Regions from separate parts of the Mus musculus genome. Here all the other regions are linked to region 1. A link is a contact called in ENCODE POLR2A ChIA-PET data. All regions are on one chromosome and are shown on one strand. Each heading gives the region's core, a stretch centred on a gene start or an enhancer-like site at or near the end of the contact. The rest is flanking DNA. Distances are from core to core; before and after follow the strand shown.

Region 1 (3,545 bases), core at 741-3,240:
TTTGAGGCTGGGGCTCAAGGTACAGAGTGTGCCTTATATGCATGGGTTCAATCCCCAGTACCACATGAACTGGGTGTGATAGTGCTGTTATTCCAGTAGGAGGTACATGCAAGGGAATCAAGAGTTCAAAGCTAGCCTCAGCTACATATGGAGTTCTAGGCCAATCTGCACCATATGATACCATGTCAACATACATACATACATATATAACAATAACCAAATGATCTCTACAACATTCCCTCAGTGTGATCAGATCCTTCACAGTGAATCTCACATCATACCCAGTGCTGACCTTGTCTATGTCTATCCCCAGACACTGTGGAGGGCTCCAACCCCACCATGCAGGGAGTCTTCAAGAGGATACTGAGCCAGCAGGGCTGGCCGGGGCTGTACAGAGGCATGACACCCACTTTACTGAAGGTGTTGCCAGCAGGCGGCATCAGCTACCTGGTGTATGAAGCCATGAAGAAAACCCTGGGTGTACAAGTCCTGAGCAGATGACCTGCCCTGAACAAGAAGAGAATGGAAGACCCAGTGTCCCTGAGTCTCAAAAAGCACTCCAAGGCTCAGGCTTTAAGGCCATTTTGGTTTGCAAAAACCACCCAGGACTCGGATTAGAAAAGCGCTGGGAGTCCTCCAATTGGGATTCTGAGTTGGGATTCCAGCCGGGTTTTTGCAGGCTTGTTCAAGAGAAGATGCAGACAATGAATAAAGATAGTTTTGGACGTCTGTGTCTGAGATTAGCTGGTTCTGGGTGGGAGCTGGGAGATGGGGTGTATCGTCTAGGGTGCTTGCCTAGCATTTATGAGATCCTAAGTTCAACCCCCACCCTGACGACTTGGGGATCAGGAGGACCTGAGATTTTGGGGTCCAGGCTAGGAGCTCTAGGGGTCTTGAACTCCGGTAAATGGACCTGGGACTTCTGGGCCCAGGGTGGCAACTGGAAGTTTGGACTCCTGTGGGAACTTGGGGTTCCTTCTTAGTCCAGGGTTGGGAGCAGGAGACTTGGACCCCTGTGGGGGGCCTGGGTCGAGGTTGGGAATAGGCTTGAAGTTTGAGGAGTTGGTGTCATGAGTCTTGGAAGTGAAGGTCCTTTGAGGGAAAATCTTCACCCAATTTCGGGCCACCACTCCCCCCACCCCCCAAGGCTTCGGGCAGGCCACGGGCAAGGCCTCCCCAAGCCAGGCTACTGGGGCGCTGACTTAAGGTCCTGCCCATAGTTCCGGCTGCTGAGCACTACCTCCCACGTCCTCTGCCACTCACTTCTGCTCCCACTAATCCGCTCCTGCCGCCTGGTAGCGGGTTCCACCCCAATGCAGATGCGCTTTCACTGGCTCTCAGCAAGCGGGCACTATTACTTCTGTTACTGCTATTTGTCCACAGAGGGGTCAATCATTGAACGCTTGCCCTTGTCGCTCAGCCATTGGCTCAGAAGTCAGAGGACAAGGATTCTGAGAAAAGTCACGTCCAAATCCAAGCGCATCCTCCAAAATGCTTCGGGGACTGGATCAAATGACTGCCAATCTTAGCAAGCACCGCCTCCTAAGTGTATTCATTAGCTGGTGTTGACGACTATCTTGCCGAGCGCCCGCCCAGCTCATCCCAGAGAATTTTCATAGGCTCCGCCCTCAAGGCCACGTGACTGATCAGAGCCGTCACTCTCATCCTAGAGCCGCCCCGAGAAGGTGGAACTCGCGCTTCATTGGGCCTCCTGACTTCTCGCGTGACTTCCAATTGCCCGCCCAGCGCCAGCAGCCCTGGGCTTATTGAGTCCTATCTTCGTCAGTCACACCGCGCCTCCCGCCCCCTGCATCTTCCGAAGCTCTGACTGGTCGCCCGGATTTACGGCCCACGATTGGCGGGCGTAGAGTGGTAGCCGTATACTACTGGCTGTTCCTCGGCGTCCGTCAAGCCGGTGGCGGGAGGAGGTGCCCCTCTTCCCCCTCCGCGACCCCCCCTCCCCGTCGCCTTCCCAGCCGCTGGCTTCCCATCGTGCTCCGCGGCCGTGTGGAGCGAGGCCTTGTTCCCGCGTTGAGCCGCCGCCGCCTCCGCCTCCTCAGCTTGAAGCCTCCGCACCAAGCCCGTCCCCGCCGCGCCATGTCGGACTACAACACCGGAGGTCCCCCGCCCGGCCCGCCGCCTCCCGCTGGCGGCGGAGGGGGAGCCGCGGGTGCGGGAGGAGGCCCTCCGCCGGGCCCGCCGGGCGCGGGAGACCGGGGCGGCGGAGGCCCTGGCGGCGGCGGCCCGGGTGGAGGAGGCGCGTCCGGGGGCCCCTCACAGCCTCCCGGTGGCGGCGGCCCTGGGATCCGCAAGGACGCCTTCGCCGACGCCGTGCAGCGGGCCCGCCAGGTGAGGGGGCCGCGAGGGCGCGTGCGCGCGCGCGGGGGAGGGGGCAGCGGCGCGCGCGGGGTCGCGGGAGGGTCACGTGGGCGGCGGGCTCGGGGCGGGGAGTCTGGGGCCGTCACGGTGTGAGGGTGACCCTCTGCGTGCGTGTAGTTAAGGGTGCGTTGAAGGGGGGATCTCCGAAAACTAGACTTTGCACTGGACGGTTTCTCTTGGGTACCAGGGCTTGCAGCCTTTGGGGTCCCTGAGACCCACCCCTGTACTTGCACCAGGTCTTCTCTATTAGGAGGGTTGCAGCTTTGGAGTTCCCACGATTTTTTTCCTGGGTGTACTAGAGGATTCCTCTAGGACCCATAAAGGTTGCAGTCTGGGACAGTGTCCCCAAGAGCCACCCCCCGAGCTTGCACCCGTTATTTCCATTCAAGATATAGGGTTTGCATTCTGAGGACCACTCTAAAGTCCAAGACTGTTTGTGATTTGGAGAGGTCTCCTAGTTTTCCAAAGGCCTGAGCTTGAATGTTATGAGGATGTCCCCAAGAATCACTCCTGGGTTTTCACTTAGGCACCCCCTTAGGACCCATGGGGTTCTAGAAACTGAGGCAGATCTGTAAGAGCAATTCCTGAGTTCATGAAGGATGGGGTCAGAGATGCTGTGAGACCCCTCTTTGAACCCTTGGAGTCTTAGGGTCCCCAAGGGCTTCTCAGGGTTTGTAAAGTTGCATCGCAGGATGGTAGGAGACCGCTATTCAGAGACCTGAGGGTTCAGAATATATTAGTTCCCAAGACGGAGTCCTAGGTTTGCACAGGGACTGAGCTTGGCCGTATACTTAGAAAGTGGGGGGGACCCATCTTAGCACACATTTGCACCCGCCCAGAAATTCAACTCCCTTTTAGAGGATCTTGCTTTACACACCATTACTCCTATTTTCAAGTCAAAACAGGTCCCCTGGCCCATTTCTGTACCTTCCCTAGGAAGGGATTTGGTAAGGGGTTGGGAGAGTTCTTTCTGATGAAGAGAGGACCGACCCTTTGTTAGAGAGCCTGGGCTTTGGGATGAGGTGGGGAAGGTGGACACGGGATCCTGCTTTTTACTGTTTGAATTCAAAAGTATTGTCTGTCTTTGGGAACATGCCTTGTTTTGATGACCGCATTTAAGAGTGTTATGTGCTGGTGTGACCTGGCTCAGCCTTGCTCACAACCCC
Region 2 (3,545 bases), core at 445-2,944, 310 kb after region 1:
ATAGAACAGCCCTTCCACATTACCTGGGTTCAACTCTCAGGCCCCACACGGGCACCTCACAACTGTCTGCAGCTCCAATTCCAGAGAATCGGACACACAAGACATACAGGTAACACACCAATGAGCGTAAGACAAAACTAAATCACTTTAAATCATTTAAAAATAAGAGCAAATTAATAGGTTCCGTGGTGGCGGAAAATAGAAACAAAACAAAACAAAACAAAAATAACAAAAACATCTTCCAGAGGCTAGATTGGGGTGTAGCCCTGTCATCCCAGCACTCGGGCAGCTGAGGCAGGAGGATCATGCAGGCCAGACTGGAGACAGGAGAATCAAGACCTCAAGGCCATCCTCCGCTACACAGAGGGTTTGCAGTCTTGCCAAGGCAACCCTAGAACTTGTCTTCAAAAACTCCGATGACCCGATCACCCCTTAACCCTAAAAACTCCTGACGACGCTGAAATGACCTTCACATTTTCTCCAGCTTTTGCTCCCTGATATTGACCTACGACCTCTGAAGCCCCTAGGCACTGACGAGTCTACGCCCCTCAAAAGTCTCAACCTCTTCCGCCTTTACAGCCATTGCGCCCCGGCGCCCCAGGGACCTCCGCGCGCCCTCTGACCTTTGCTTCCAGACCTCCGCCCTCCGCCCGCCCACCGGCCCGCGCTCACCGCAAATGCCGCCTAAGGCCGTGGTGATGTAGGTCTTGCGATGACACTGGGTGCCGTCGGGGACCTCATGGTAAGATTCAAAGAACCGCTTCACCATCGCCATACCTAGCTGGGCTTGCTCGGCCGACCCTAAAGCGTCTGGGCGAACTCAAGGGTAGCCGGCTAGGTCAACTCTCGCGAGGTTTCCAGCGCGCAACTTTATTGAACGCCTTGGACGCAGACAAGGCGTGCGCGCATGCGCGCAGTGCAGGTTTGTACCGAGGTCTTATTAATCCCGTAGCAAGATCTGTGTCGTGCTCGGTCCACAAGTGAATCTGGACAGAGACGCCCGTGACGTCAGGAAAGGTAAACTGAGGCCATGAAGAAAAACGCCTCCAGCCCTAGCGAAGACGAGGTTTCTAGTACGGAGAATGTTGATAGTGCATCCAAGGATGGGATTGACAGGTCGCAGGACAGCCATTACACTGTCAGGCAGGTCAGCGATCGAAACTAACAGAAGGTAGGACAATCGCAGGGCAGATATTACAGCGCGAGGCTAGTGATACCCTAGTTAGCCGGAGCTGCACGGACGCGGCGGGACACAGCGCAAAAGCGGTTGGCTCGTCAGGGATCCGGACTGTGTAGGGGTGTGGTTTCATGCCCATCTCAATCAGGACCGCGTGTAACTATTTGGGGGCGTGGCCAGGCTGGGGGCAAGGGGACCAATCGTGAGGATTTAGCGTGAGGATTATAATTGACGGAGACCAGGCCCACTCTGCTTTGGTTTTAAGTCCTCGCTGCACTCGCAGGCACAGCCACACTCAGGAGCTGGTCCTGAAAGGGACGTGAACATTGGCTACGGGGCGTGGCCGCACTTAGTCCTGCCCCTGGTAGAAACGTGGCCAATAGTGAGAGCCCAAGAGGAAGCACACGCCTTCCTCCGGGGGGCGTGTCTTTCTTGACGTCACTTCGAAGTTGGGCGGGGCCTCTTGAGAAGGTTTAAATTAATGCAGCGGCAGCCTGGCAGCTGCATGTGAGGGAGGGGGTGGGGGGTGGGGGTCGGGCTCAGGGGCGGGGCTTCTTGCGTTGTGGGCGTGACCCGACAGGGCGGGGTGGGGCCTGCACGGCAGCCGGGGGCCATGTCTGCGCCGCCACCTCTGCAGATCCGGGAGGCGAACGCGCACCTGGCCGCCGTGCACCGACGCGCAGCGGAGCTGGAGAGGCGGCTGCTGGCGGCTGAGCGCACGATTGGTGCGCAGGCCGAGCGCCTGGCCTGCCACGACCAGCACCTGCGCGCCGCCCTGGATGAGCTGGGTCGCGCCAAGGACCGGTGAGGCCCTGGAGGAGGCCCGGCGGACATCCCAAAGGAGGCGGGTGGAAAGGGCTGGGAACCGAGAGCAAAAATTTCCGGAGCACTAAATGCCCGGCATCACAGCACTAGGAGGGCTGAGACTGGAGGATCAGGAGTTCGGGCCATCCTCGACTACATGGGGACTTTAGAGTATAGCCTGGGTTACTTGAGAGCATTTCAAACTGTTAAAATGAAGCCAGCTGTCCCACCCACAAGGCCGAGTCTGCCGGTAGGTGCAAGAGTATTGTGTCTGATGATCGAAGGAAGCTGCTGGGTAGGGGCCCACATCGGTAGACAAAGGCACAGAACACCCCTATATAGAATAGTCAGATCTGTGACAACCATTTGTGACCATGCGGAAGTCCTACCGAAGGACACACAAAACTGGCACTGTTTTGTTTTTTGAGAGAAGGCTGGCCTTAAAGGCACTATGTAGCTTTCAACCCCTGATCCTTCTGCCTCCATCTCTCGAGTGCTGGGATGACAGAGCGCCAGGCCTGCTGTGGGGCTGAGGGTGCTTTACCAATGACATCAATGGCTCTGTGTATAAAGACACTCGCCACTAAGAATGACAAAGAATTTGATCCCATGGGGCAGGAGGAGCGAACCAACTCTTGAAAATTGTACCTTGACTTCCACATGTTTGCTGTCACATGTGTGCGCCTATGCACATAAACAAGCACACAAAGAAGTAGTGCAGGAGGAGACATAGGGAGTCTCAGAGGATTCTGGAGCAGGTAGATGCCCCCACCCCCACCCCCTGTAGGTAACTACCTTATTTGGTCCTCTTACCAGGGAGATATCTGCCCTCCAAGAGCAGCTGCTGAGCTCTGAGGCCACAGTTCGCAGCCTGCAGGCCGCAGTGGACCAGAGGGACCAGATGATCCAGCAGCTACAGCCTCGGGCTGACCTGCTGCAGGACATCACTCGCCACCGACCACCCCTGGCCGCACTGTTGGCCACCCTGGAGGAGGCAGAGGAACTGGGCCCCTTGCCGGCCAGCCACAGCCATAGGGCCCAGCTACTTCCTGATGGGCCTGGCCCACCCCTGGGCAACAACATGGGAAAGGAGGAGGGCCAGGACGACCAGGACGACCAGCAGCCTGCTGTGTTTGGGACCACGGTGTGAGCTGTCCTGACAGATCTCAGAATCTGTGGTCACGGCCCCATGGGGATTCCACTCTTAGAGTCCTGGACATCACCTAGAGGGGTCTTGAGACATTACCCGGATCCCATCTAAACATCACAACAAGTGAAAACTCAAGATCTCATTTAAACCCCCCCCCCCCCCCCAGTGCTGGAGTATCTGCTACATTCCACTGGTTTTAAATAGTTTCAAAAACAAATGAAGGTAAGGGTGGTAACTCTGGGAGGAGCATTCTCCACCAGGCATACACAAAGCCCAAGCCAGACAGGCACCCCAGCATCAGTGAGATGGTGGGGACTGACCCTGAAACCTCGGTGTTTCCTGTTTGGGACAGGGTCCCAGGTAGCCAGGCTTGCTGTCTCAGGAGTGTGGCATGGATCCCTGCTAGGCTGACAG
Region 3 (3,545 bases), core at 494-2,993, 270 kb after region 1:
TAAGAGCACTGACTGTTCTTCCAGAGGTCCTGAGTTCAATTCCCAGCAACCACATGGTGGCTCACAACCATCTGTAACGGGTGCGATGCTCTCTTCTGGTGTGTCTGAGGACAGCTACAGTGGACTCATATACATAAAATAAATAAATCTTTAAAAAAAAAAAAAGGGAGGCTGGTGAGATGGCTCAGTGGGTAAGAGCACCCGACTGCTCTTTCAAAGGTCAGGAGTTCAAATCCCAGCAACCACATGGTGGCTCACAACCATCTGTAACGAGATCTGACTCCCTCTTCTGGAGTGTCTGAGGACAGCTACAGTGTACTTACATATAATAAATAAATAAATAAATAAATAAATAAATAAATAAATAAATCTTTTTAAAAAAAAAAGGTAAATTGAAATAGCTGAGCACATCTTTAATCCCAGAACTTGGGAGTGCTCTCTGAGTTCAGGACCAGCCTAGTTTACAGAGTGAGTTCCAGGTCAGCCAGGGCTACACAGAGAAACCCTGTCTCAAAAAAACCAAAAATAAATAAATTCAAGTGTGATGTGTAGATAGGCTGAGGGTCAATGACTTTGAAGGCAGCACCAGGGGCCAAGGCAAGGCACTACTAGGTCGAGTCCCTGTAGGTCAAGGGTCATATATATTTGTCACAGCACAGCATCTTCAGACTTTAAGCCAAGCCTGTAGAGCCACCCCTCACCTGGAGGAAGGACGGGCAGAGCCTGTCCTTGTCGTAGTGTGCTGGCTTCACATGGGGCCGGCTTTTGTTTTGGCCACGGGCCCTCTTGGGCACCTGCCTTTCACGGGATTCAATTGCCACCTCTGTCTTCCCATTTTCCTGCCCATCTTCCAGGCGAATTCTTTTGGCCCCTGGCTCAGCTGGGTCTCCTGTGGGCACTTCCTGGCATGCACCCTCCTGCTTGTCTCCATCCAGATATTCGTGGAACCGTTCTTTGGTTGTGCGGTACCTGCCAGAGCGGGAGAGGCTCGATGTGCACAGGGAAAGGGGCTTGGGGGCTAATGCCAAGCTCACGTGCTCCTGCTTGCAGGAAGCTTTCCCTACTTAGAACCAGCCAGTTTTCACCCAGTGCCACGGGGACACCTGTTTTACACTTGAAGGAGCCATTTGTGTCTCTGCTCTGAGAACTGAATTGCCTTAAGGGTTGCGACACACAAATATCAATATCCTTGGTAGGCTACGAAGGAACTACAAACCCCAGCATGCTTGGCAGCGAGACTCAAGCTACCACCCTTCCCAGGTCTTTCGCTGCGAGCCATTTTTTTTTCCCTCGTGGAGACTACAAGCCCCACCATGCACCTCGGGCCCTGCTTCTGGTTCCCCAAAGCTGCCTATGTGCACAGCCGGCCTCATGGCTTGTGACAACCAACACATGTTACACTCGTGTGTCAGCAGAAGGTAGGTAAAGACTTTGGCGCCTCCGGGATGCCGCTCTCCAGGATGCCGCCACACCTCCCAGCATGCACCACTCGCACCCGCCACGGACGCCGGGAAGGCCACATCAGCTTCGCTGACGGGCGCCAGCGACTCACTGAGCTTTAATGGGCGCCACCCCCCGTTCGCACGCGCCAACCCCGGAGTCACCGCCACCACCGCTCTCCGCTGCCGTCTCCGCCATCGATGCCCCTCACACCAGCTCTGGAGTGTGGCAGGAAAGTCTTCCGGGTCGCTCGTGTCCTCTGGAGCCTACAGAAAGAAATGCGCACGCTCAGACTACAGCAATGCTGCTAAGGCGCGCGTGCGCACGACCGTGGGGGCGGGGGGGGGGGGGGCCAAGGCTGCGCAGGAAACGGAAGTGCTCAAGGGTCCCGGAGGGGTTCTTGTCGGTCATCCGTGGGTCACTCTTGATCCGTGGAAGTGAATCTGGGGGTGTGGGTGTGGGTGCAGCTCACACTCACCTACTCTGCTTCTGTCCCTTTTACAAACGAGTCTGTTATTTTATAATAAAAAACCGCAGCCCGAGCGGTGTTGCGCACGCCTTTAATCCCAGCACTGGGGAGATCGAGTCAGGTGAATCATGAGTTCGAGGCCAGCCTGGTCTATAGAGTGAGGTCCAGAACAGCCTGAGCTACTCAGAGAAACCGTGTCTCAGAAGACAAACAAAAAATACCAACAGCTTTGAAGGATCAAATGACTTCACGGGGACACGCTGTCCTTTGACAGTGCCCTTCGTGAGCCACTGTGGCCCATAAACGCGTGGCAATTTGAATTATTTTTATTGTACTGCCTTTTCTTTTCTTTTTTCTTTTTTTTTTTTTTTTTGAGACAGCGTCTCACTATGTAGCCCAGGCAAGCCTCAAACTCAGAAATCCTCCTGCCTCTGCCTCCCAAGTGCTGGGATTAAAGGTGTGTGCCAGCGTTACTTTGAAAGTGACATTTACTCATCTATTGTGTGTGTGTGGGTCTCCTGTGTGTCACCCTTATGTGGAGGTCATATGACAATGGGGGGCGGGGGTCCCTGCATCCCCATGTCGGTCCCGGGATTGAACTCAGCCCCTTGAGCCTGACATCAGGCACTTCTCCGATCCTGCAATTACTATTTTAATAAAAATGTGCTTAAACATGTAAGAACAGCACTTGGGTGGATCGGGAGGTAGTGTTTTGTTTTTGTTTTGGTTTTTTTTTTTTTGGGGGGGGGGGAGGGGGTCGAGACAGGGTTTCTCTGTATAGCCCTGGCAGTCCTGGTGTTTGAGGCCAGCCTGAGCTACATGTCTCAACCAAAGCCAAGTCAAACCAATCAGTATTTAAATTTATTTAATTCATGGAGATGGGGGTCTCACCCTGTAGCCCAGGCTGTCCCGCAACGCACGAACTAGACTCTGCTGGTTGTATAACATAAGGGGAAACAGGCCCAGAGAGGTAAAGCGATTAATTAGCCTTAGACCACAATAGCACCCTGTTTGCGCCATTGCTCTCTACCGTCCCTACTGGGCAAGATGGGAATAACAATGCATTTTAAGGCTGAGGCTCCTTTGTAGCGTCTACAATTGGGTTGTGATAAGGACACGCTCTTGGAAGAAACAGGGCTGCAAAGGGCAACGACAGAAACAAGATCCCTTCCTCAAAGCAACTCCGTCCTCTTCTGTGCAAGGCAACCCAGGCTGGCTTCCCGCAGGAGGCGTGACAGCCTGGCAGTTGATAACTGTGAAACCGTACAGACCGTTAACCATGAGGTGCAGCATTCATGGTGATGTGAATACAATGGTGCTGGATCCTTACGGGGAGCTCAGCAGCTAGTGAGGGTTTACTGTCCGCCAGGCCCGGTTCCAACCCTGAGCACAGACTAGCATCTGGGCCTCCATTTCTCCTCCTACCCCACCCCTAGTCCTTCCGCGTCCAAGGATGACCTACTCCGTACCCTTTTGAGAACCAGCCTTCCGTCCTAGTCTCCTCCAGGTACACCATTCCACCTAACACGGAAAATAGAGCCCCCCCCCTTTCCTCCTCGGCCAGTTTCCACACCCGAGTCCCCTGGCAACGTGCCTCCGGGAGAGTCTGTGGCTCCCTGAACTGAGGGATCCAGAT

What was found. ChIA-PET counts read pairs that join two places held with the same protein, here RNA polymerase II (POLR2A).
Region 2: POLR2A ChIA-PET joins it to region 1 with 11 read pairs in embryonic stem cell. The contact joins the promoter of Vmac here to the promoter of Khsrp in region 1. POLR2A ChIA-PET finds 5 or more read pairs at or near these places in 2 of 5 experiments (Patski and embryonic stem cell).
Region 3: POLR2A ChIA-PET joins it to region 1 with 22 read pairs in embryonic stem cell. The contact joins the promoter of Dus3l here to the promoter of Khsrp in region 1. POLR2A ChIA-PET finds 5 or more read pairs at or near these places in 3 of 5 experiments (Patski and embryonic stem cell).

What each region holds. Positions count from the first base shown.
Region 1 is chr17:57,029,952-57,033,496 of GRCm38, reverse strand. It overlaps Khsrp (KH-type splicing regulatory protein), which reads left to right and starts at 1,990. Exons shown (of 18, transcript NM_010613.3): 1 at 1,990-2,349. The coding sequence starts at 2,098. Slc25a41 (solute carrier family 25, member 41) reads left to right here. Exons shown (of 7, transcript NM_175333.3): 7 at 314-725. The coding sequence ends at 501.
Region 2 is chr17:56,715,070-56,718,614 of GRCm38, reverse strand. Vmac (vimentin-type intermediate filament associated coiled-coil protein) reads left to right here and starts at 1,694. Exons shown (of 2, transcript NM_178926.3): 1 at 1,694-1,981; 2 at 2,798-3,545. The coding sequence starts at 1,791. The coding sequence ends at 3,131. It overlaps Ndufa11 (NADH:ubiquinone oxidoreductase subunit A11), which reads right to left and starts at 853. Exons shown (of 4, transcript NM_027244.1): 1 at 673-853. The coding sequence starts at 775.
Region 3 is chr17:56,762,949-56,766,493 of GRCm38, reverse strand. It overlaps Dus3l (dihydrouridine synthase 3-like (S. cerevisiae)), which reads right to left and starts at 1,743. Exons shown (of 13, transcript NM_144858.2): 1 at 1,553-1,743; 2 at 702-969. The coding sequence starts at 1,638.